2 separate regions of the Homo sapiens genome follow, and region 1 is linked to region 2. Evidence: read pairs that join two places in POLR2A ChIA-PET (ENCODE). Cell type or tissue: Panc1. All regions are shown on one strand. Each heading gives the region's core, and the rest is flanking DNA. Links, peaks and the distances in the headings are about the cores only.

Region 1 (12,723 bases), core at 2,009-10,008, 57 kb before region 2:
TGTTACTGATTCTTGTATGTGAATTTTGTATCCTGCAATTTTACTGAATTTGTTTATCAGTTCTAATAGTTTTTTGGTGGAGGCTTTAGATTTTTCCAAATATAAGATCACGTCATCTGCAAATCATTATAATTTGACTCTTCCTTTCCAATTTTGATGCCCTTTATGTCTTTCTCTTGTCTAATTGCTCTAGCTAGGACTTCCAGTACTATGTTGAATTACAGTGGTTAAAGTGGGAGTCCTTGTCATGTCCCAGATCTTAGAGGGAAGGCTCTTAGTTTTTCCCCATTTAATATGATACTAATTGTGGGTCTGTCATATATGGCTTTTATTATATTGAGGTATCTTCCTTCTATACCTAGTTTTTTTAGGTTTTTTTTTTTATCATGAAGGGATGTTGAATTTTATCAAGTGCCTTTTCAGCAACAATTGAAATGATCATATGGTTTTTGTCCTTCATTCTGTTGATGTGATGTATCACACTGATTGATTTGCATTATGTTGAACCATCCTTTCATCCCTGGAATAAATCCTGCTTGGTCATGATGAATGATCTTTTTAATGTATTGCTGAATTCAATTTGCTAGTATTTCGTTCAGGATTTTTGCATCAATATTCATTGGAGTTATTGCCCTGTAGTTTTCTTTTTTCTTTCTTTTTTCTTTTTTTTCTTTTTTTGACGTGTCTCTTTCAGGGTTTGGTATCAAGGTAATATTGGCCTCCTAGAATGAATTTAGAAGTATTCTGTCCTCTACTTTTTGGAATAATTTGAGTATGAGTGGTATTAACATTTCTTTAAATGTTGGTAGATTTCAGCAGTGAAGCCATTAGGTCCTTGGCTTTTCTTTACTGGAAGACTTTTTATTATGGCTTCAATCTCATTAATTTAAAATCTAGTACTTTTAAAATAATGTAAATAACTGTCACAGAAAACTAGGTAATTAGGTAGAGACAAAGAAGATAAGAAATGGGGTTAATATCTAGAAAGCAGAGATACTATTTCCTTCCCCCCAAGTCATCACAAAAGGAAATAATTAAGAGCTATGAAATAATAAACAAATATTAACATTGATATAATCCACTGATATTATTCAAATTTCTCACTTTATTTGTATTCTTGTTTGTTTGCATGTGCATTCAGTTCTACACAGTTTTATCACATATGTTGATTGGTGTATCCACCATCACAGTCAAGATACAGAAGAATTCCATCAACACAAGGATTACCCATGTTGCCTTTTTATAACGCACTCACCTCCCTCATGCCCATCCCCCTCACCTCTAATTCTGACAGCCACTAATCTGGTTTTGATATCTAAAATTTTGTCATTTTCAACAATGTTATATAAATGGAATTATACAGTGTGTAAACTTAGAGTATATAAACTTTCTGGATTATATGTTTTTTATTCAGCATAATTCCTATGACATTCATTTAAGATTTTATATGTGTCAATCATCCATTTTTTTTCTTTTTTACTGCCAAATAGTACTCCATAGTATGGGGTATGGGTGTACCAGAGTACTTTTTTTTTTTTTTTTGAGAGGGAGTCTTGCTCTGTCCCTGAGGCTGGAGTGCAGTGGCGTGATCTCAGGTCACTGCAACCTTCGCCTCGTGGGTTTTAAGCAATTCTCTGCCTCAGCCTCCCGAGTAGCTGGGATTACAGGCATGTGCCACCACACCCAGCTAATTTTTGTATTTTTAGTAGAGACTGGAGATTTCACCATCTTGGCCAGGCTGGTCTTGAACTCCTGACCTCGTGATCCACCCACCTTGGCCTCCCAAAGTGCTGGGATTACAGGTGTGAGCCACCACACCCCACCCTGGAGTACTTTTAACGAGATCCAATTTATCAATTTTTCCATTTAATGGAGTGCGCTTTCGGTGTCAAATCTAAACAATCTTTGCCTACCCCTATGCTATTTCCCAAGATTTTGTAAGTGCTATAGTTTTATACTTTACACTTAAATCTTAGATCTCATAGATTTTTCTCATGTGTTTTTTTTCTTTTTCTAGTTTTATGTTTCAAATTTAAGTCCAGGATTTATTTTGAGTTAATTTTTATATAAGGTATGAGGTTTACATCAAGATTTATTTATTTATTTGCCTGTAGATGTTCAGTTGTTCTCAAAAATGCTATCCTTTCTCCTTTGATTTACATTTGCACCTTCATAAAAAATTGGTTGTACATGTTTGTGTGTAGATGTATTTTTAAGCGTCTAATATGAACTAATCATTGAACAAATATCTCTTGAGCCCCTACGATGAGCCAAGCAATATTCTAGGTGCTGGGAATGCCACACTACCCAAAGCAGACAAAAAATGCCATACTCAAGGAGCTTATAGTCTAGTGAGAAAAATAAATATAAACCAGATAAATAAATATATACAAGGTCAGAGAAAGAAGTAGCATGACGAAAAATAACACAGAGTAATGTGCTGGGTGGTAAGGTGTGAGGTGGGATGGGCAGCACACGTTAGATGATATGGTCAAGGAAGGCTTCTCTGAATAAGTTACATTCGAGTAAAGGCCTGAATTGAGTGAGGGAGTGAGCCATGAAAATACCAAGGAGAAAAGTTTTGTCTGAAGAGGGAACATCATGTTCTGCAAGCTCAAAAGACTGAATATGGGTAAGAGGATGAAGACTTCAATTTTCAGTATAGCTGTGTAAGTGTCTACTGGTCCCACCCTCCCACAGATAGCAATTCTAAACTCTGAATAAAATACGGAAGAAAACAACAAAAATCCTACCTTAGGGAACCAGAAAGTGAACAAAAGCAGATACATTCTAAAGGAGCAATAAGTCTTAGAAGAAGGGGACACCATAGATCAAACTTCCCATTTGTTATGCCTTTTAGCCTGAGAGAATATCAAAGTTGACATGATGTGGCATGGCTAAAACTCTGAGACAAAACCAAGTCTTCCTGGTTTGAAAAAAACAGAGCTTTGGGCAGCAACAGCCACTAGAAAATTATGGGAGTCATAAAAATTAAAGAACCAAAGAGAAGAGCCCATCCTGTGTATAAACTCTGCCCAAATCTCTGGCTGATCTCTGAATCACCCATGAGCAGGACAGACTAAAAACAGAGCAGCTAAGGATAAAAGAAGTAAACTGAGATTTGGGCTGCTCCAGAGAGAGAGAGTTTTCAGGTTGGATGCAAGTAAGTTAGTTGTCTGTTTAAATGAAAAACAAAAAATAGTACAAACAAAAATAACTTTCTTTTTGGGGAGAATATAATAGAATCCATTTATAATGTCCAGGATACAATTCAAAATTACTGGACATATGAAGAAACTAGAAAATCTGAACTCCAGTTAAGGGAAAGGAAAGTCAATGGTGACTGTCTTTAAGATGATACAAATGTTGGAATTAGCAGGCAAGTTTTTTAAAACAGCCATTATAAATATGCTCAGTGATGTAAAGGTATATATGCTTGGTAATGAATAGGTAGATAAGAAATCTCAGTAGAAAATAAAATATTAAAAAGCATTGGCCAGGCACAGCCTGTAATCCCAGCACTTTGAGAGGCCGAGGCAGGTGGATCACGAGGTCAGGAGATAGAGACCATCCTGGCTAACATGGTGAAACCCCGTGTCTACTAAAAATACAAAAAATTAGCCAGGCATGGTGGCATGCACCTGTAGTCCCAGCTACTCTGAAGGCTGAGGCAGGAGAATCACTTGAACCTGGGAGGCGGAGGTTGCAGTAAGCCGAGATCGCGCCACTGTATTCCAGCCTGGGCTACAGAGCGAGACTCTATCTCAAAAAAAAAAAAAAAAAAAAAAGGCATCAAAACATTCTACAACTAAAACGTACCCTCTGAAATAAGAATGTCACTGGAGGAACTTGGCAGTTGAATGGAAATGAAAGGAAAGAGCCAATGAACTTAAGGATAAATCAACAGAAATTGTCCAGTCTGAAGTAGAGAAAGATAAAACATTTATATAAAAAACAGAGCCTCAGGACTTATAAGACAATATCAGATAACCAAATAAACATGTCATTGGAGTTCCATAATAGGAAAAAGAGAATGAAGTAGTAAAATTATCTGAAAAAATAGATTTCTCAAACTTGAGAAAAGAGGTACATTTACAGGTTCAAGGTGTTCAGTGAAACTCAAGCTGAACAAATATGAAGAAAACCATGCCTAGGCACATTATAGTCAAACTGCTGAAAACCAAAAATAAAGAGGAAATCTTAAAAGCATCCAGGAAAAAGACAGTGCTTACATACAGGGAATACTTTGAATAACTGCTGACTTCTCTTCAGAAATGACAGAAGTCAGAAAATAATATATAAAATTAGTCTTTGAGAAAAAACTAATCAAGAATTCTGAGTAGAGGAACAACCACTTGAGCTCTCCATGACTGCTATGAGGAGGTAAGAGAAGAAGCCTAAAGCCAGAAGCCTATTGTAGTAATCTAGTCCAGAAGTGATGGTGTTTTAGGCCAGGGTGATAGTGTAAATGTGATTAGAAATGACAGAATTGGGGATATATTTAGATTATGTCACTGATTTCTATAGTCATTTCTTTGCATAGGCTCTCAACCTCCTGTTTAAAAATCATTCTTGAACATGCTTGTTTGAAAGATTTCTAACCCTTCTTGGTAAAACGAGACGTGAAGAATAATGGAAGTACAAGAGTCAAAGGACTGGATGAAGATCCATTTTGGGTCAAATAATAGTTGGAACTGGGGTAAATGAAATTTTAAAAATAGACCTATATTGTAGAAATTATCCCATAATTCTAACACAAACATTTTTCCATTCTCTCGAAAACATTTCAAAGTAAGAAGGAAATGAATTAAATGACTGATTAGATATAAGGAAAAGAGAAGATGTGAAGAAACTGTGGTTTTCCGGCTTGAAGACATTGGTTCAATTTAAGAAACACATAATGACTCAAGTACAGAGAATAAATATAGGGTAGGCCTTAATGGGCTATCAGTCTGATGTCAAGAGACATTTGAGTAACTACCCAGTGTTAGGTAAGGAGTGTACTGGGTGTGGGCTATATCAGCCAGGAAAGCTGAGTCATTACACCTGAAGTCATATATCGATGAGGTACACGTGACCTGGCTGAGTTGGCTTAGCCTATATCAAAAGCAGCCCGTGTCTAGAATTGCTCTAGTCTTATAAGGCAATGCTTAGAAGGGAATATTTGCATTTCCAAAGTTCTCATGAGGCTCTCACTCATTCAGATAAAATCATCTCAACTGTGAATCTGCTGTGAAGATTTTGAAAGCTGGAAACTTGCCTGGAAACTAATCTGGAAAATGTGACTAATCTCTCTGCCTGTATCCAGACCTTGATAATGTCCTCCCATATTTCTGTATCTTTTGATTTACCCAAGCATCTGATGTCCGCATCCATCAGAGCCTCCTCTTGACGTTTGTCAATACTATAAATACTATCATTGCATAGACATTGGGATTCATGCAAGACCCCATGCCCGTTATAGCCAAGTCTCTGTGAGGAAACAGGACAATGAAGGGGAGAGATGTGATACTATGAGATAGCTAAAGCCCGTGGATTAGTCTGTTCTCGCACTGCTATAAAGAAATACTTGAGACCGGCCGGGCGCGGTGACTCATGCCTGTAATCCCAGCACTTTGGGAGGCCGAGGTGGGCAGATCATGAGGTCAGGAGATTGAGACCATCCTGGCTAACGTGGTGAAACCCCGTCTCTACTAAAAATACAAAAAATTAGCCGGGCGTAGTGGCGGGCGCCTGTAGTCCCAGCTACTTGGGAGGCTGAGGCAGGAGAATGGCGTGAACCCGGGAGGCGGAGCTTACAGTGAGCCGAGATCCCGCCACTGCACTCCAGCCTGGGCGACAGAGCGAGACTCCGTCTCAAAAAAAAAAAAAAAAAAAAAAAAATTAGCCAGGTGTGGTGGCAGGTGCCTGTAGTCCCAGCTACTCGGGAGGCTGAGGCAGGAGAATGGTGTGAACCCAGAAGGCAGAGCTTGCCGTGAGCCGAGATCGCACCACTGCACTCCAGCCTGGGCAGCAGAGGGAAACTCTGTCACAAAAAAAAAAAAAAAAAAAAAAAGAAAGAAAAAACTTGAGGCTGGGTAATTTACAAATAAAAGAGGTTTAATTGGCTCACAGTCCACAGGCTGTGTAGGAAGCACTGCTGAGAGAGCCTCAGAAAACTTTCAGTCATGGTGGAAGGCAAAGGGGACACAAATCCAAACCATATCACTTTGAGAGGCATGATAGAAGTAGACCTTACCAATGGGGCATGAAAACTATACCTTTAGCTTCCAAGAATCTGGTCCAGAGAAATAGTATTGGAATAATATAGACAAAAAACCAACAAAATCTAACACCTAGGTTATTCTTTCCTGCAGGGAGCCAAAACAGTGTAGATGAAACTTACAGATTCTGGGACTTATTCACATTTTCCACCTAACTGGGGACAGAGTAACCTTGGGGATATCAGGTGTAGTTGTAAACAAAAAAAAAATGTGGCCAATATAAGCACTGAAAAGATGAATCCTGTTGTGAGGAATATAGCAATTTCTCCTATATCTGACTGCATTATGGGTAAGGATATTCTACGTCAATGGGAAGACCAGCCATTACCCCGCCCCGAGATCAGTGGGGTATAGAAAACCCTTGGTCAGGTGCAATGGCTCACGCCTGTAATGCGAGCACTTTGGGAGGCCGAGGCAGGCAGATCATTTGAGGTCAGGAGTTTGAGACCAGCCTGGCCAACATGGTGAAACCCTGTCTCTACTAAAAATGCAAAAATTAGGCAGGTGTGGTGGCACGTGCCTGTAATCCCAGCTACTTGGGAGGCTGAGGCAGGAGAATCGCTTGAACCCAGGAGGCAGAGGTTGCAGTGAGCTGAGATTGCACCACCGCACTCCAGTCTGGGCTACAGAGTGAGACTCTGTCTCAAAAAAAAAGAAAAAAAAGAAGACTCACCTTCTTTACAATTTTTAATTTAATTTTTATTGAAGAATATTTTACATGCAAAAAAGCACATCGTCTCAAATGCAGAGCTAGTTGACTTTTCACACACTGAACATACCCATGTAACATCACCCAGATGAAGAAACAAAACATTACCAGGACTTCCAAAGCCTTCCTCATACCCCCATCCCGGGGGAAATTGCTATTTTGACTTAAACACTATGAATTACTTTTGCCTGTTTTTATACATTACATACATGAAACAAAACAGTATGTACATCTTTTGTATCTGGCATCTTTCACTAAACACTTTCTGTTTTGAAATTCATCTGTATAATCATTCATTTCATTGTTGCGGTATATTTCGTCATATGATGTATCACCATTAATTTATCCTCTACTACTCATGAGCATTTTGATCATTTCAAGTTTGGGGTTATTGTAAATAGGGCTGCTATAAACATTCTAGCACATGTCCATAGGTGAATAGATACGGATGCATTTTTGAGAGGTAATCTCTAGGGGTAGAATTGCTGGATCATAGAGTAGACATATGTTCAGCTTAGTTGCCAAAGAATTTTGTAAGGCAGTTGGACCAATTTATACTTTCACCAGCAGGTTTTCAGAGTTACGGTTGGAATACATTTTTACTAATACTTGATATTTTATCATTTTAGCTATTCTTCTGAGTATGAATTCTGAAATTGTACTTTGTGTTTGATTTTAATTTACCTAATGACTAATGAAGTTAACCAAGTTTTCTTATGTCTATAAACCAATTGGATATCATTTTTTGTGAAGGTTCTTCAGGTCTTTTTCCATTCTCTTGGTGGGTTGATTATCTTTTTAAATTTATTTGTAAAAGTTCTTTATATTTGGGGGGCACAAGCCCTTAGTTTGACATGAGCTTTGCAAATAGTGCTTTCCAGATTGTAGCTTGCCTTTCACTCTCTTACTGGTGTCCATATCAGTGTTCTAGGGCTGCCATGACAAAATATCAAAGACTAGGGGGATTAAACAACAGAGTTTTGGTTTTTCTTATTCTCACAGTTCTGGGGCAGGGAGTCTGGGATCAAGGTATGAGCATGCTTGTTTTCTTCCGAGCCTCTCTCCTTGGCTTGCAGATGGCCAAGCCATCTTGAATGGCTTGAATAACTTTCAAGCTTGTTATTATTGGGTGAAAGGGATATCAAACAAAACCAAATATCCCTTAAGTATAAAGTGGAAACAAGAAGTTACTCTAGAGAAATACTAGTAATCAGAATGGAGGAGACTCAGAAGAAGATGGCATATTTGATCTGATACAGGTCAGGAAGAGTAGGAAATGAAAATGTAGGGTAAAGATATTTCAGATAAAGGATGCAAGTATGTGTTTTTTGAGGACAACATATACAATAAAGTAGAAAAGTAAGTTAATCTGAGAAACATCAGAAAATGACTTACAGAGAGCCCTAATTTTTCATTACTCAGAAATCAAAGTAAAAACAAAGATAATTTGATTTTTGATAGGTAATTATTTATTCAGCCAGTCCACCAAATCCAGGAAAGCAGGAACTTAAACTGAACTAAGACAAAAATTATGAATTGTTTCATGTGATCGGTGCCACTAAGAATATTAGTGAATTCTCCTAAACACAGATATTTTTCCCCAGTAAATAATAGTACTTGAGAAACACAGAATTGCTAAAGAGAGAAATATAACTGCTTCTCTGTTTTGTGGGGAAAGGGAAGGAAAATCCTTCCTAACTGGTTTCTAACTGGCATTGTTCGTCTTCAAGTCTCACACGTGTTCCAGTCGTTTAATCTCCAGAGACAGCTTTTACACCTCCAGGGTCATTTTCGAATCCTCTGGGTGTGGGAGACACTGCATGAGCTTTCTACCCGTGAGCACTTGCTCACAACCTTCAGAGATTACCTAAATGAAATAAAGCGATAGTTTTTGAGAGGCTTCTCTCCAAATGAAATCCGAATATGTAAGATTTCTTCTGGATGTATCACTGATGACCACAAAACCGGAATGTCAAAACCCTCCTCAGGACAGATGAATAAAATCCCAAAGAAACTAGGGTCTCAGCAAAGTATTCTCCCTCGGCCGTCAGGCAGCAATCAGTAGCTGGTGAAGCAGGGAAGGAACAACGCTGCAGACAACACCCAGGGGGCCTCGTTAGGGGCGACAGAAGGGACAATTCTGATGGGCCCATCTGAAATGAAGCAAAAGCATAGCATTTATTATAGAAAGTATGAGGCTGGGGGTCAAGTCAGCTGGATCTATGAGACCTTCCTATCTAGGGGTGTGGTCCTTCTTGAGCTTACCTTAACAAGTACACCAAAGTGCTTCAAAGGTGACGGTGCTAATTCTGTAAGTGATGTGCCCGAAATAAATCTTGCCAAAAGTCAGATCTCGCTGGTGTTGGCTAGGACAGTGCTCTGGAGGAGACTATCATTTTTAGAATGGGATAGGATGCCCTGAAATGTGTGCCACTTACCCACTCACAACTGGGCACCTCTGGGTGCCTGCCATGTTCTGTGCTCTGATCAAGTGATATTTTGAGGACCAACCAAAGTGATATTTTGAGGACCAACCACTTTATAGCCAGAGTCACACTGGATGGTGACATTTTCAAGTTCAACATACAGATCCTTACCCAGACAGCTTTCCATTTTCTGTCTCTGGTTTCAGACACAGAGCTATAATGGAAACACAATTTTGATCATCCTATGATTCTCAGAATAAGATCTTATAATAGTAAGAATATTGAGAGTTATGAAACATTGATAAATTATACCTGGATGGGATGCTGAGAGTTGTTCTTTACCTCCATTTATTTATGATTATAACAATAAGATTAATAATAATGCTAATAATGTTATTGCACATACTATATGTCAATGTAAGTACTAATGCAAAACATTATTACCTCCATTTTGCTAAAGAGAAAAATTAGGTACAGATAGTTTGTGTGACTTGTCTAATATTGCATAGCCTTTGGGTGGCATGATTATGATGTAAACCTAGTCACTGCGGTCCTAGAGTCAGAGTTTTCAAAATTAGTACAGTATTTCCAAACCTTGATCTTTTCATGGTCCTAAGTATATAATTTTTATTCTCATATTCTTAATATCTTGCTGTGTTAAATGGAGACAGTGTGGGGAATTAGCTCCTTGAGTTGCTATTAATAGATTAGTTAAAAAAAAAAAAAAAGGTTGACCCTATCCTTGTGGTTGACCAAAAATCTCCTATCAGGTCAACTTCATTATGAGAAGGTGGGAGCATGCATGGTTTCTAATGGAGACATCGAATACTTCAAAGATGTTGGGAATTTACCCACAGGATTCCTCATTTAAACTTAAGTAGATGCCCACTAAAATTTTGCCAAATCCTCACTGATACTCTCAAATTAAAAATTGTATCTCTAAGTCCACTAACAGAACCCTGTATATACAGACACTTGAATTATAACAAAGGTCACACTGCAGAGTTGTGTGGAAAGTATAGTTTATTAAATAAGTGCTATATGATTAATTGAACAGCCGTTGGAGAAAAACAAATTTTAACCACTACTTTCCACCATAAACACACAGGAATTCCAAGTGATTTGGAGATACTAATGTGAAAAGTTAAAACAATAAAGCTCTGGAAAATAACATAAGGAAATATTTTTTGTGACCTTGCTGTAGGCAAATATTTCTTAAACAGGATATGAAAGGTGCCAACATCAAGGAAAAAAATTATAAATAGAACTAAATTAGAATTTAGAACTTCTATTTATCAAAATTAGAACACTCATACACTGCTTGTGGAAATTTAAATTGTTGCAATCACCGTTGAACAAAATTTGGCATTATCTACTAAAGATGAATATATGGCTGGGTGTGGTGGCTCACAGCTGTAATCCCACACTTTGGGAGGACAAGGCAGGTAAAGGAGGATCACTTGAGCCCAGGAGTTCAAGACCAGCCTGGGCAACAAAGAAAGGCCCTATCTCTACAAAACACTTTTTAAAAATTAGCCAGGTATGGTGGTGTATGCCTGTAGTCCCAGCTACTCAGGAGGCTGAGGCAGGAAGATCCCTTGAACCCAGGAGTTGGAGGTTACAGTGAGCTATAATCATGCCACTACACTTCAGCCTGGGTGACAAAATGAGAACTTGTCTCAAAAAAAAAAAAAAAAAAAAAAAGAGATGAATAGATGCATACTCTATGAAATAGCAATTCCACTTTTAAGTTTATTCCCAACATAAATATTTGCACATTTGTATCAAGAGTCATGTGCAAGAATGTTCATAAGAGCATTGTTCATAATAGCCTATAACATGAAAATCCTAAACTTTTATAAGATACATAAAATGTGTTATGTTTATCCAAAGATTATACAACAATGAAAATGAATAAGCTATCACCCCATGCAAGAACACATAGATGATTTTCAAAAACATAATACTGAGTAAAGAAGGCAGGCACAAAAGAATACATACATGATTTCCTTTATATTCAAAGTAATGGCAAAAACCGCAGTGACTTTTGCACCAATCTAAATATAATGCTAAAAAGTTGATAAAACTAATCTGTGATGCTAGAGGTGAGACTAATTGGGAAGGAAAGTTGGGGAGTCACTAGGAGAGGGCACACGGAACACTTCTGGGATGCTGGTAGTGGTGATGCTTCTTGACTTGAGTGGTAGTTTGTCATGGTGGGTTCACTTTGTGATAATTTATTGACCTGTACACCTAAGATTTGGACACAGTGTTGTAGTATGTTATATTTAAATCAAAACTTTTATTCAAGCAAAAAGTGGCCTTCCAGATGACCTCTGAAAGATACATTGATAACAGTAGTGTTCAAGAGTGATAAACTGTGATCATTCATGCTATTAAAATATTGTACCATGTGTATATATTAATTATGCAAATTAAATAAATAAGTAAAGTGTAAATTTCTAAGTGCTGCCTCTGTCTAGGAGGAGACTCTTGTTTGACCTTTCATAGAGGCTCTACCTTCTTAGCAAGGGCCCTCAGTAAGTTTGGAGTTAACCTTTACATTGAGGGGCTGGAGCTGACCAATGTGAATTTCTGCAGGTGACTTCAGCCTCTCCAATTAGAACATATCCATCATCACAGTGACAGTGCACCAGAGTAGTAGAGAATAAAAAATGATCTCACATCTTCATAGGACCCATGGCCAATGGGAGGAACCATTCTGCAAACTTGAATGGTGAGAGAGAAGGTAGAGGAGAATGAGCTAGAGTTTCATTTAATGAACAATTCAGTGAGCGACCCTTCTCGTTATGCAGAACTAGGTCATTAACTTATTGTACTGCTGATGTACATTTCGTCTCCTTGACAAAATCAGTAAACTTTTACACTGTTCATGAACTTCTGGGTACAAAAGCATTAATTTAGCCACAGGGAGTTACTCCAAAACAGAATCATATTCAGTAATCATGAGGTTAAATAAAAAGAAAGGCCACAAATTAATTTTCAAAAAGCAGACAGTGCAATTTAAAAACAGCTGAGAGACTTGAATAGATGTTCCTATAGAGGGGCTATACAGATTGTCAACAGACATATTAATAGGTGCTTAATCACATGGGTCATCAGGAAATACAAATAAAAGCCACAATGAGAAATCACTACACACTCACCAGAATGTCTACAATTGAAAACTATGATAATACCAAAGTTTTCATGAGTAGGACACAATGGAACTCCAATGAACTACCTAAGGAAATATAAATTGGTACAGCCACTTCCAAAAACAGTTTGTGGTTATGTCCTAGAACCTGGCAATTACAATCATGGA
Region 2 (12,723 bases), core at 2,243-10,242:
TATTTTCTAAAAATAAAATAATCAGCATCTTTAACAAACCATGGACATATGAAAAAATAAAAATACCTCTATTGGCCTTTTTCATAGATCCTTCAAATTCATCTAGCACCATTTTTTTTTTCTTTTTTTTTCTTTTGAGATGGAGTCTCACTCTGTCACCCAGGCTGGAGTGAAGTGGCATGGTCTTGGCTCACTGCAACCTCTGCCTCCCAAGTTAAAGCAATTCTCGTGCCTCAGCCTCCCAAGTAGCTACTATTACAGGCATGCGCCACCACACCCGGCTAATTTTTGTATTTTTAGTAGAGATGGGGTTTCACCACATTGGCCAGGCTGGTCTCGAATCGTGACCTCAGGTGATCCGCTCACCTCAGTCTCCCAAAGTGCCGGGATTACAGGCATGAGCCACCGCACTGGGCCCCATCTAGCACTATTTCTGTTTAACCAAACTAGTCAACTCCTCCTTCCCTAAACTTGTCATGTACATTTCCACTTCTATATATTAATATTTCCTCCTGGGACTCCCCTTTATTAGCATCTGCTTACCTTCTCTAATTGTTATCTCAAGTCCCACTTCTCCATGAAGCTTTGTTTGATTATTCCAATAAACAATGTCTGTTCTTTCCTTTTATAACACTTGTTAGCAGTAGATTACTTAAGATTAATAGAGTTTAATTAATGGGACATAAACAAATCGAGTGGTGCAAAGGATATATTGTAACAAATGCTTTGTACCCATGCCATGTCCCTTTGGACTTCTGACTACAGTCGCAGATGAAATATATAATTTTACACAAGCTCAGATTTACACTGATGATGTTCTACAGAAAGCATTCAATGTGAATCTGTCAGTCTTACTTTGGAGCCTCCTTTGCAGCTGAAAGAGCACAGTTGCAATTGAGGCTCAGTTACTGACTAAATTACTGAAGCGGTTACTGCCCTTTAGGGCAACCCTAAACCAATGAGCAACAGAAAGTATTGGATAAATGTCCCAGTCTCCCATCCTTCAGACAGATAATTATGAAAGGCATTCCTTACACTTCTCTGTGGTCCCAAAGAATTGAGCCGCTGCTGCTCATAATAGTCACCTTTGCTGATTCCCCTTGTCTCTCCCTCATCCCTGACTCCTACCTCCTAGAATCACCTCCAAAATAAACTACTGGCTCCCAAGTCATTTTCTCAAGCTTTGCTTTTAGAGAAACCCAAACTATAGTACCGAGTAATCACCATCGTGTTGATGTGAAGAGTCTTTCATAATGAAGATACTTCCATAATAATAACATTTTCAGTGTCTTATCCTGATAAGAGACAGATGTTTATCACCTTAGATGCTTATTTCTTCTCCTTCGTGGTATTTCAACAGAGAGGTGGTTCAGTAGGTCTGAGTTAAAGCAAGGAAAGAAAAGGCTGACACCGTCAGCCACTAGGCTTCAAGACTCTCCCTAACAGAGCACTTCTTCAACCTGGAGCTTCCATTGTTACACAATATGTAAATCATGTTTTCTCCCTTGACTTATAAATATGGAGCATTGTGAGGTAGTGTCCCTCTTTACTAAAACATCAGTACACATGCAGGAAAATGACAAAATGAGACTGAAAGACTTCATCAATTCTACTGTTTTCTCTTAAAAGAAAATTTCTCCTGTAAGTTTGTCTTCCAACATATTTTGTTCTATAGCTGCCTTGCATGGTGCTAGTGATGTGTATCTGTGATCCTTTTTGCACAATGCTTCTTGCAGGAACAACCTCAAATTCAGTTAGTTTTAAGTACTTCGATCTTTTGTGGAACCAAGTGGAATCATTTGGGGAATCTAGGAAATGATTATGACAGGTTCTCTCAATATTCTTACCTGGCTCACATGCTGGCATTTTAGGCTTCCATGTGCCATCTGTGTGGCAGGAACTCTCCCCGTCAACAGAAATAGGGTAATAGCCTTCATCACACATATATGAAATATAGTCTCCATAGGCATAGACACATCTACCAGTGAAATACCTCCTTTCATTTATGATTCTGATATTCTCCAGATCTGGTGTTGGGCAACATACCCCTGATGGATTAAAAAATGTTCAACATTACATGTCTGTATCAAAATATCTCATGTACCCCATAAATATATACAACTACTATGTACTCACAAAAATTTTTTTAAAAATTTTTAAATGTTGTTCACATTTAGTAAATCAATCAGGGGGACACACCTTTGGCTGAAGACCTGATTCCACCTTATAGAAGATGTTAATATCTGAAGGCAAACTCATAGAAGCAGAGAGTAGAATGGTGGGTGCCAGAGGCTGGAGGAGGGAGGGGAAACAACTCCCCAGTTGTTCAACAGGTATAAAGTTTCAGTTGTGCAAGATTAATAAGTTCTAGAAATCTGCTGTACAAATAGTGCCTATAATTAACAGTACTATATTATACACTGAAAAACTTATTGAAAGGGTAGATCTCATGTTAAGTGCTTTTGCCAAAATTTAAAGAGAGAAAGAGAAAGAAAGAAACAAAGAAGTTGAGGGAAGAGTTAGACCAAGCATCTTCTCCAAATTCTGCCATTGTTTGGTTGAAGTGCTATTACTTAATTTCCCTCCAACCGTGTTTCTTCATTAGAAGTCCTTAAAACAAAGTGTTGATTTTGGCAGTAATGAGCTAAGCAATTTAGATTCACCTTCTCTTTGATAACAAGTAGAAAAACATGGTGGGGAGTGGGGGCAGTTAATCCATGAAGAAAGAATTCAGGTGCTAAGACCTTAATTGTCTTAGTTGTTCTTTTAATGAGAAAGAAAGATACCCAATGAGGTGTACCAGGAATGTAGAGCTGCTTTTTTATATATATCTAGAAGTATACAATAATTCTCCTCCCCCAAGATACAACTTAGTGGCTAAGAAGCTGATCAGAACTCAATGTGTGTGTGGTAGTGGGGATTGATTGCTGGTAACCCACAGCTCTTGGGAATCTTTAGAACTATACCTTGAAGTAAGAATAAACCAAAAATAGACCAACTATCTATAATAAGTATTGAAGCCCAGGCTTGTATCATTACATTCCCTGATTGGATTTGGGTCATTCAAAGCCCTTAATGCCCCTTACTACCTGCCACAAGCAAACAGGAGACCAGACAAGGTTATTAAAAAGCCAAAGAAAGCAAGAGACAATGCTAACAGATCTGAGAGGATCCAGAAAATGAAGTTCTAAACATTGACTTAAAAGCCACTTTGCTTTGTTATGTAGAAGGAAATAAAATACATCATTGAGAATTTTGGTAGAAAAATCAATATCAATACTACAAATCCACTACAAATGGGAATCTTGAAAGTGAAAAAACAATAAAGTTAAGAATTCAACTCATAATTAATATCAGATAATACATCAATGAAGAGAGAATTAGTGAACTTAATTTATATTCATAGTAAAATACTGAGAAACAAAAAGTAAAAACACAGGTAAGAGCACAGGAAATATAGAAGATTCAGTATAAAAGCTTAACATAAATGTAGCCAAAGTATCAGTAGAAGAGTGAAAATAGGGCTGAAATTGTACTCAAAGAAAATACTTATTTATAATATTGAAGTATTTGAAGTTGAAAATTTTTCCAAAATCAGTGAAAGGCATCAAACCTCATATTATAGAAATATCCTAAATCTCAAAAAGGGTAAACACAAAGAAACCAACCCAGACATATCAGACAAAAACTGCCACAAAAAAAAGGCAAGAACATCTTAAAAGCAATCAGAAAAAATAGAAAACCTTCACATGATCAACAGTATGACTAATAGCAAAATTCTTGACAGAAACAATTAAAGGCAGAAGACCGTGGAATGAAATCTTTCACATGACCACGGAAAACAATTGCCAATCTAGAAGTTTATATCCAGCAAATATATCTTCAAATATTAAGGTGAAATAAAGGCACATTGAGAAAAACAAAGAGAGAAATTTATCATCAACAGGTTCTCACTAAAAGAAACTAGAGAGTATTTATGAAGCAAAAGAAAGGGATAACAGATATGACTGAAGAATCAGAAGAGAATAAAATAGTAATTATGTGAACAAATCTAAACTAATTGGATTTACTAAGATAATAATGCAATAGTAATAATGATAATAATAATGCAGAGTTTAAGACACATTTAGAATTGAAAAATAAAATCATATAAGTCAGGCAGGATAAATCAAGTTAAAGGTTTCTAAGGCTTTTCATTGCCTGGGAAGAGGCAAAAGTAGTAAATTATGTATAAACATCATAAAAAGAGCTAAAAGTAAATAAATACCAAGTAAATACCAGGTAAAAAAAATGGAAAAAAATTTAAAATCAATTCAAAAGGAGGGAAAAAAAAGAATGTAAAACAAAAAACGTATATAGCAAATAGATGGTAGATATAAATTCAATTATATTAATTATTACACTAACTGTACACTGACAAGTGCTCTAATTAAATAATGAAAATTGTCAAGTAGGATTAAAATATCCAACTCTATCCTGCTTCCAAGATACACTTAAAATATACAATTACAGAAAGTACAAAAACAAAAGACTAAAAGAGGATAAACCATGTAAACACTAACTCAGATAAAGATGTCAGAACTATATTAATGTAAAAGTAGAATTTTAAAGATAAAACAGTTATAGTAATAGAGTCATTTTATAATGATAAAAAGTGAAATTTATCAGGAAAATATATCATTCTAAATTTGTATGCATCTAGCAATGTAGTCTCAAAATATACAAAGCAAAAAATGATTTGAAAAAACTAAAAAGATGGCCACGTGTGGTGGCTCACACCAGTAATCCCAGCACTTTGGGAGGCCGAGGTGAGTGAATTTCTTGAGTCCAGGAGTTTGAGACCAGTCTGGACAACATGACAAAACCCCATCTTTACAAAGAATACAAAAATGAGCCAGGTGTGGTGGTGTATACTTGTAGTCCCAGCTACTGAGTCAGGAGGATGGCTCGAGCCCGGGAAGTTGAGGCTGCATCCAGCCGAGATCATGCCACTGCATTCCAGCCTGGGTGACAGAGCAAGACCCTGTCTCAAAACAAGCAAGCAAGCAAACAAACAAAAACTCTGAAAAGATAAAAGACAAACAAAACTTTTTTAGTAACCGAGAGAACAAGTAGACAAGAAATAAATATAAATATGGAAATAGATTTGAACAAAACCATTAAAATTAGATCTAATTGATGTATATGTAACATTGCACCCAACAACTGCAAAATATGCATCTTTTCAAGTGCACACAGAACATTTATAAAAATTAACTATATGCTATGAAGTGAAGCAAGTCTCAGCAAATTTCAAGGATTGTGCTCAACATTTTCAATATCAAAGAAGATACACACACATATATACACAAAACAAAGTTCAAGTCTTCTTACTCTCACACTCATTGGAAGATGTCCATGTCAAATTTTCCTGACAAGTCACAGTCAGAGGCTCATCTAAAACAGGTCTATAGCCAGGTTTGCATAGATATTTCAACTCAGTTCCAATTTCAAATATTTCGTGATCACTTAGGTTGTAGTCATTTCTCTCCCAGGAAGCATAGGAAATGTCCGGTAGGACAGTGCAACCATTCACTCATAAAGAAAGCACAAGGGTGAAAGAAATGTGTTACTGGGAATGGCAGAGTGACTCGTGAGCCTGTCACAAAAAAGGGATATAACATAGTCATTCAGCAAAAAATGAGATGGTAAAGATTAAATGGGAATTCCAGAAAAAGACTCGGCAGCACCACTGCCCAATAGACTAGTGTCTATTAAGTGCATGTGTCTACTAAATGCATGTGCCACTGGAGAGGCTGTACTGAGAAGCATGCCATGGTGTAGGAAGGGGACAGTTTCTAGGTGCTGGGTCAACTCCGTAGGAGCTTAGTTTTCCTTTCACATCACTGCACTTTAGAATGGTTGGTCTTCAGGGGAAGAATTAGGATCACTAGAAAGACACAGCAAAAATTTGCTCCAAGATGAGAATGACTTTCTAATCTCATTGCCTAATGGGGAATTAAAATAAGAGGCATTCTTCTTGACATCATGACACTATCATCTGCAACTTCATGCTTTGGCCTCAAACCAAGCCCCATATAACTTTTGCAGCTGGGCCTTTCATCTTGTATTTTTTTTTTCTATTCAACAATATGCTAAAGGTCAGTGTGAATCAAAGAGAGGATATGTGTCTGTCAAATTGTGTATTTATTGAATTTCATTACTACACATTTTGAATGGCACCTAAGTTTATGTGATAGCAGAAGAGACTAGATAAACCACAATGTAGTGGTGGCTTCCACCTCCAATTAACTATGTGAGCTTGTGCCAGTTACTTAATCTTTCTTTTTCGGTTTTCTCACCATTAAAATTGGATAAAAAATAGCAACTTCTTGGAATAGTTGTAAATATTGAATGAGTTAATTGATGTAAAGCACTTAGAACAGTGTTTATAACATAGAAAATGCTCAATAAATGCTAGCAATAAATCATTAATGTTATAAATGATCTGTATGTATTTACAACATGAAGGTCTCAAGACCAATATTGGCCCATAGAGCATTTCTATGCAAATTATAAAAAAGAACTGTCTTAAAGGAATCTTACTTCCATTGTTCAAAAAATTCTCGTAATACATTGATTTTGTTAGACTGAAACACTTTACTATTGTCTCCTGGAAAATTTTTATAGCAAATATATAAGTCTACAATATCTATGAAGTCATTGGTCTCATGACTATATATTTGGAATTCTTCCAATAGCGCTAAGAGATTATTAACAAAAAAATCTTCCTTTTGACAAGAAAAGTACCAATTTATCTTAAAATGATTATTGGGAGTAGAGTTGGCTTGTGCCTGTGAGCATGCCACACCTATATGTCAGGATAGTTTTAGATCCAAATATTGGAACTCCATCGTAGTCCATACTCACTGGATATGCAAGAGGGAACAGAAGGATACCACTCATTATTCGTTTCACAATAGATTAAACTGCTGCCTCTGAGGATATAACCTTCCTCACAGTTAACCATAATAGAGTCTTTGTAAGTATAGAGGGGTCCAAATCCAGAAACAAAGATTGCCTTTGGAATCTGTGGTCGACGACAGACAATTTCTAAAGAAGCATACAAAAAGACATCTGAGTTATCAGAGAGAAATGGCAGTAAAGATGTGACTGTAACTGTTGGCATGGCTTCAAGGAGGGCCTGATACAAATATATATTTAATAGGCGCTGAACAAAGAAAACATTTTGGAGATTTGTATACTTCCTTTCAGTTGCCAGAAACCTCAGCAAAATGAGGTCCCATCATGTTAGTCATGTAAAGTCCTCCAACTTTCTCATCAATAAGAATGGGCAATATCTAAACCCTGAAGTCCAAATCTCAATGTCTCCAAATCCTTCCATTAAATGGCCTAATTTCCTGGATGATTTTGGTTGGGGGTCAGTGACCCATGGTAATGATATGGTGTCATGCAGAGGCAGCCAGGGTATCGGGAAATCTGTGCTGCGCCTCCATAAGCAGAGAACAAGCCGCCTTCACCCCACATCATGTTAGTCATCATGTCCTGTCAATCCTGCCATCTTAATTCCTCTATACTTCCTCAACTTTCCTCCAGGCTCACTGCTGTGGCTACAGTTGAAGCCACTTTCACTTCCTGGCTGAAAGGTTGCAACAGGTGCCTATTAGTTATGTTTTGTTTCACTTCACATTGTCCTTTTAATGTCTTCCCTTTTCCTTCATTCCAAACTCCTGAAAGTGACACACAAAGCTTTCGTAACCTGGCCCCTACTAACTTATCCAGCCTCAGCTCCTGCCTTTTCCACTTCTTGCAGTCTTTTCACTGTTATGCTCTCTCTCACCCCGGCATTGGCTGTGTCCTGTACTGAGTCAAAACAATATGTGATACTATGGTTTTTAGGCACTTTATTTGCAGTAAAGAATAATGTCCTAAACCAGCAAGCTGAATCATTACTGATATTGACGTAACATCTCTTCTGGCTTCCATAGAGAGGCCAAGGGAAAATACTTTCTTTCATTGTGTTTTATTACCTTTATTACCTGCTGGTGTTGGTGTTTTGTTTGCTCCTTAGGCATGCATGGTTGACATTGTTAGTGTCCACCCATACTTCCAGTTATTGTAAGGTAAACAAAAGACAGTGTTTCCCGGTTATTCTGTATTAGGCAGAAATAAGGAACTAGTTCTGGTCAAAAGGCTGTAATGGCAAGTGATATATGTCACTTCCAGGTCAAAGAACTGAAGAGCCAGAGACTGACTTTCCTTGTTCTCTTCTCCCGCTGAACTAATTGTGGAAGTTTTGACATGGAGGTGTCAAAGATCTAAACAATCTGGATTACCATATAAGTGACAGCTGCCCTAGGGAGTTTCCCAGGCTAGCAGTGCACTAAGAAGAAACTTGAAAAAAACTTTTACTGTATAAAGGCCTTGAGATTTAGGTGTTGATTACTACTGCAGCACAGCCTATGCTATTCTGACTGATACAGCATGTAACAAGATTAGTTGAACAAATGAATGACTCCATCATTGCAGTGATTAGTTTCTCTTTGAATCATTCCATCTTCCCTAATAAATATGCCTTCCTTTTGTTTTTAAACAAATAAAAGAGATCAAAGCAGAACTAATCATTCTGACTTACTTTCACAGATAGGAGGGTTTGGGCTCCAGACACCTATTGTTTCATTCTCCACGGTGCAGGAGATGGAGACGTTGCCTATGAGTGAGAAGTAGGGGTTGCAGCTGTAGGTGACAGAGGAGGCATATGTGTAGAATTCTTGATCTCCACCGCTGTGCTTCCCATTCCTGATGTCTGGAGGGGGCTCGCACTTGGCAACTGAGGTGAGTGAGTGAAGAGAAAGAAACACTCAGGGTAGGCATTGGGTTAAATCGAAAATTCATGCAAATTCTAACGGAGGGTAAAAGAAGCAGTGAGATTTCACAGCAGTGTTATTACCTAAAGTAGTTTAGGTTTGTAGTCAGGTCAGAAAAAAAAGTTTTACTTACTTACACGTTCTGGGAGAGGATCACTCCAATCAACTCCTTTACCTTGGATCTGACAATGACTGGTGGTTGAGCCAATTAAGAAAAATCTAAATAAGATAGGTCAAACATTTTAGTGGAATTCATTTACTCTAGACATAAATTGTCTATGAGGTTTTGGACAAATCAGAAAAAATAAATATTGAGTACTATGCTTAGTACATGTGTGATGTAATAATCTGCATACCAAATCCCCATGACATGAGTTTACCTATATAACAAACCTGCACATGTACCCCTGAACCTAAAGTAAACATTCAAAAAATATATATTTTTACTAACTTTCTTATCTCCTGTTTGTTCTCCTGAAAATGTATTTATCTTTCTAGAAAGTCATTTGTTTCCCATAAGTGCCTTTCTCCCTTCACCTACTAAAATGGTATATAAGCCCCAAATTCTAATCACTCCCTTTGAGTTACTCATCACCAAGCTCTCCCACATGTATGTTGCATGAATAAACACTGTAATTTTCTCCTGTTAAAGAAAAAAAGAAACAAATTTTTATTAAATATTTTAAAATGAAAAAATAATGCTGTCTTGATTACTAATTACCATTTAGGCCAACTTGCAGTTACATTTTCTCATATCAAGCGAAGGGTTTATTTGTTCAATTTTAAAATGCTCTAGCTTGTCTAAGCAACTTAAGCTTTTTCTTTGTATCACATGGTACCCATCCGAAATGAATAAAAAGAGAACACAACAAGTTTTACACCTAAAATCTGAGGACTTGTCTTAAATCTTACACTCTTTCCCTAACAAGCTATAAATCAAGCAGTTCAAAACAAGTAAGTGGTTCACTTGAGTTTGTTATGTAGTTTCCTTTAAATAAACGAGCAAGACACATTACTGATGTGTACTAGTACTCTGACCTCTAATTTGAATCTTTTTTCTGGCTTCTAGAGCTTAGCTTACTCTCATAAACCTGAGAGTTCCTTAGGAACTCATAAGTTCCTAACTTCCTGATTATCATCTCATTGTTCTTGCTCTTGACAAGTCCCAGTCTTTATTCTAGGACCTTTTGCCTTTAAAAAAAAAATTTACTCTGAATATCAATAATAAGTTCCTGAATAAAATATTATCAAACAGAGTCCAGGAACACTTTAAAAAGAAAATTATACAATGACCAAATAGTATAGTTTTATTTAAAGAATAAAAGGATCCTTCAAAATTAGGAAATATATTAATATAGAATAACTTGTTATGGACTGAATGTATCTATCTCCTCAAAATTTATATGTGGAAGCCCTAACCCCCTAGTGTAGCTATATTTGCATAAGTAAGTAATTAATGTTCAGAAGGGTGGAGCCCTGATCCAGTAAGATTAGGGTCCTTATAAGAAAAAACACCACAAAGATCTCCCACTTGCAGTCCCTGCACCCTCATGCTGACACCAGGGAAAGATCATGTGTGGACACAGTGAGAAGACAACCAGCCATCTGCAACCCAGGTGGGGAGCCCTCAACAGGAACCAAAACCTGTGGGACCTTGTTCTGAGACTTCTAGACTCCAGAACTGTCCCAGCCCGTGGGATTTTGGTATTTTTTTATGAAAGCCTGAGCAGACTAATATATACATGATATTAATAAATCTATTAAGAAAAATAAACCATCATCTTGATAGTCACTAAAATGGCATTTGAAAAATAATCAACAATTAGTTTTGGCCAAAAATGTTCAATATAACAGGAATCAGTGCAGATACAGCTCCACTAAATTTAGGAAGAAAATGCTAGTCATTTCTGCTAGAGTCAAGTATAAGAGAAAAATAACTGGTATCAATTTTTTATTTGAGATAATTGCTAGCATAAGTACATAAGAAAAAGGAATTAGAAATACAAAAATTGGAAAAGAGAAAATAACAGAATCATTATTTTCAGATGACATAATTACATATCTGGAAATCCCAAGAAAATCCGACTGTATTAGTCCGTTTTCACACTGCTGATAAAGACATACCTGAGCCTGGGTAGTTTATACAGAAAAAGAGGTTTAATGGACTGACAGTTCCACGTGGCAGAGGAAGCCTCAAAATCTTGGCGGAAGGGAAAAGGCATGTCTTACATGGCAGCAGGCAAGAAAGAATGAGTGCTAAGTGAAAGGGGAAACCCCTTATAAAATCATCAGATTTCGTGAGACTTAATCATCACCATGAGAACAATAAGGGGGAAACCGCCCCCCACCATGATTCAATTATCTCCCATGGGGTCCCTTCCACCACACGTGGGAATTACGGGAGCTACAATTCAAAATGAGATTTGGGTGGGGACAAAGCCAAGCCATATCACCAACTGATAGACTATTATAAGTAATAAGGAAATTCAAGGCATTAGCTGAGATATGATATTAATATATAGAAATAAGTAGTTTCCATATATATGAATAAAAATTGTTAGGAGATATAATGGAAGAAAAGACACCATTTGCAATCTCAAAAATAAGACAAAAATAAAATAAGATAGCAGAGACCAAACATAAGAATTGAAAAATGTAAATGGGGAAAGCTTTAAAACAGTCCTGAAACACACACACACAGCCACACACACATAGACAACTAGGACAAATGGAAAGTCTTGGCTGGCAAGATGCAATATCATAAAATGTCTATTCTCTTAAAGTTCATTTAAAAGCTTAATACAATTGATTAAAAGTAAAAATCAACCAATTTAAAAGTTCATATAGAAATACAAACAAGCAAACATAGGAAAACTCTATAAAAACAGAACAGTCAGGCGGATACCTCTAAGTGATGTTGCACACTAAAAATTCAAGAGAAAGGAGCTGGTTGTGTGAATATACAGAAAGACTAAAAGCATTGAATAGAACATCTAAAAAAGACTAATATACGCTGAAGTATTAAATACGTATTTTTAAAAGATGTTCTCTCACATGGATTAGATGTAGACTTATTAATAAATGATGCCAAGACAATGCGAAGGCCATCTAGAGAAAGATATGGATTCTTTCTGTATTTTTTTAATATTTGCATGTGAACCTATACTTACCTCAAAATAAAAAGTTTTTCACCCCTGAGAGGTCTGAAAAAAATTAAAAACTTAAAAAATACTATACAGAGATTTTATTTTCTCTTTTTAATAGGCAAAAAATTCAAAAATAGTAAATCACAGAGGTAAAGACACAGGCGTTTGTTTACATTACAAAATTTTACAGTTTATAAAGAGCAATTTGGCAATATTTAGCAAAATTTCAAAGCATCTTCTCTCTGATCCAACAATCCCACTTCTGGGAATTCGTCCTACAAACATCTCTCTATATTAATATATATAACATAACATATATAAAAAGTATGCATCAGGACATTGTATGTAACAGGAAAAGATTGGAAACACACAAAAATCCATCAGTAGGAATCATTAAATAAACGATGATAAGCTACGATACATGCGTTAGAAAACTATACAGCTGTAAACATACATATACACACAGACAGAGAGAGAGAATGAGGGCACACTTGGTGCATGAATGTCAAAGATCTCTAGTACATATTTGTCTTAGTTATTTCTGGTTGCTATAACAAAATACCATAGACTGGATGGCTTAAACAACAGAAATTTATTTCTCACAGTACTGGAAGCTAGGAAGTCTGAGATCAGGGTACCAACATAGTTAGGTTCTGGTGAGGGCCTACTTCCTGGTTTGCAGATGGTTTGCCTTCCTGCTGTGTCCTCAC

What was found. ChIA-PET counts read pairs that join two places held together with the same protein. Peaks named below come from ENCODE experiments on the same cell type or tissue, not always from the same donor. Only the 100,000 strongest peaks of a DNase experiment are listed, where the experiment ranks them.
Region 1: POLR2A ChIA-PET joins it to region 2 with 11 read pairs; 3 of 35 experiments call an interaction of 5 or more read pairs at or near these places.

Annotation. Positions count from the first base shown.
Region 1 is chr1:207,225,190-207,237,912 of GRCh38, reverse strand. All of the region lies in intron 1 of LOC107985251 (a long non-coding RNA gene), which reads left to right. It also overlaps the pseudogene C4BPAP2. Among named protein-coding and RNA genes, the nearest start is that of LINC02942, 8.6 kb to the left of the region's middle. In Panc1, for the core only: no CTCF peak of the experiment used is centred there; a DNase peak (open chromatin) is centred at 5,242.
Region 2 is chr1:207,167,986-207,180,708 of GRCh38, reverse strand. All of the region lies in intron 1 of LOC107985251 (a long non-coding RNA gene), which reads left to right. It also overlaps the pseudogene C4BPAP1. Among named protein-coding and RNA genes, the nearest start is that of LINC02942, 66 kb to the left of the region's middle. RefSeq lists a silencer at 7,351-7,645. In Panc1, for the core only: no CTCF peak of the experiment used is centred there; no DNase peak of the experiment used is centred there.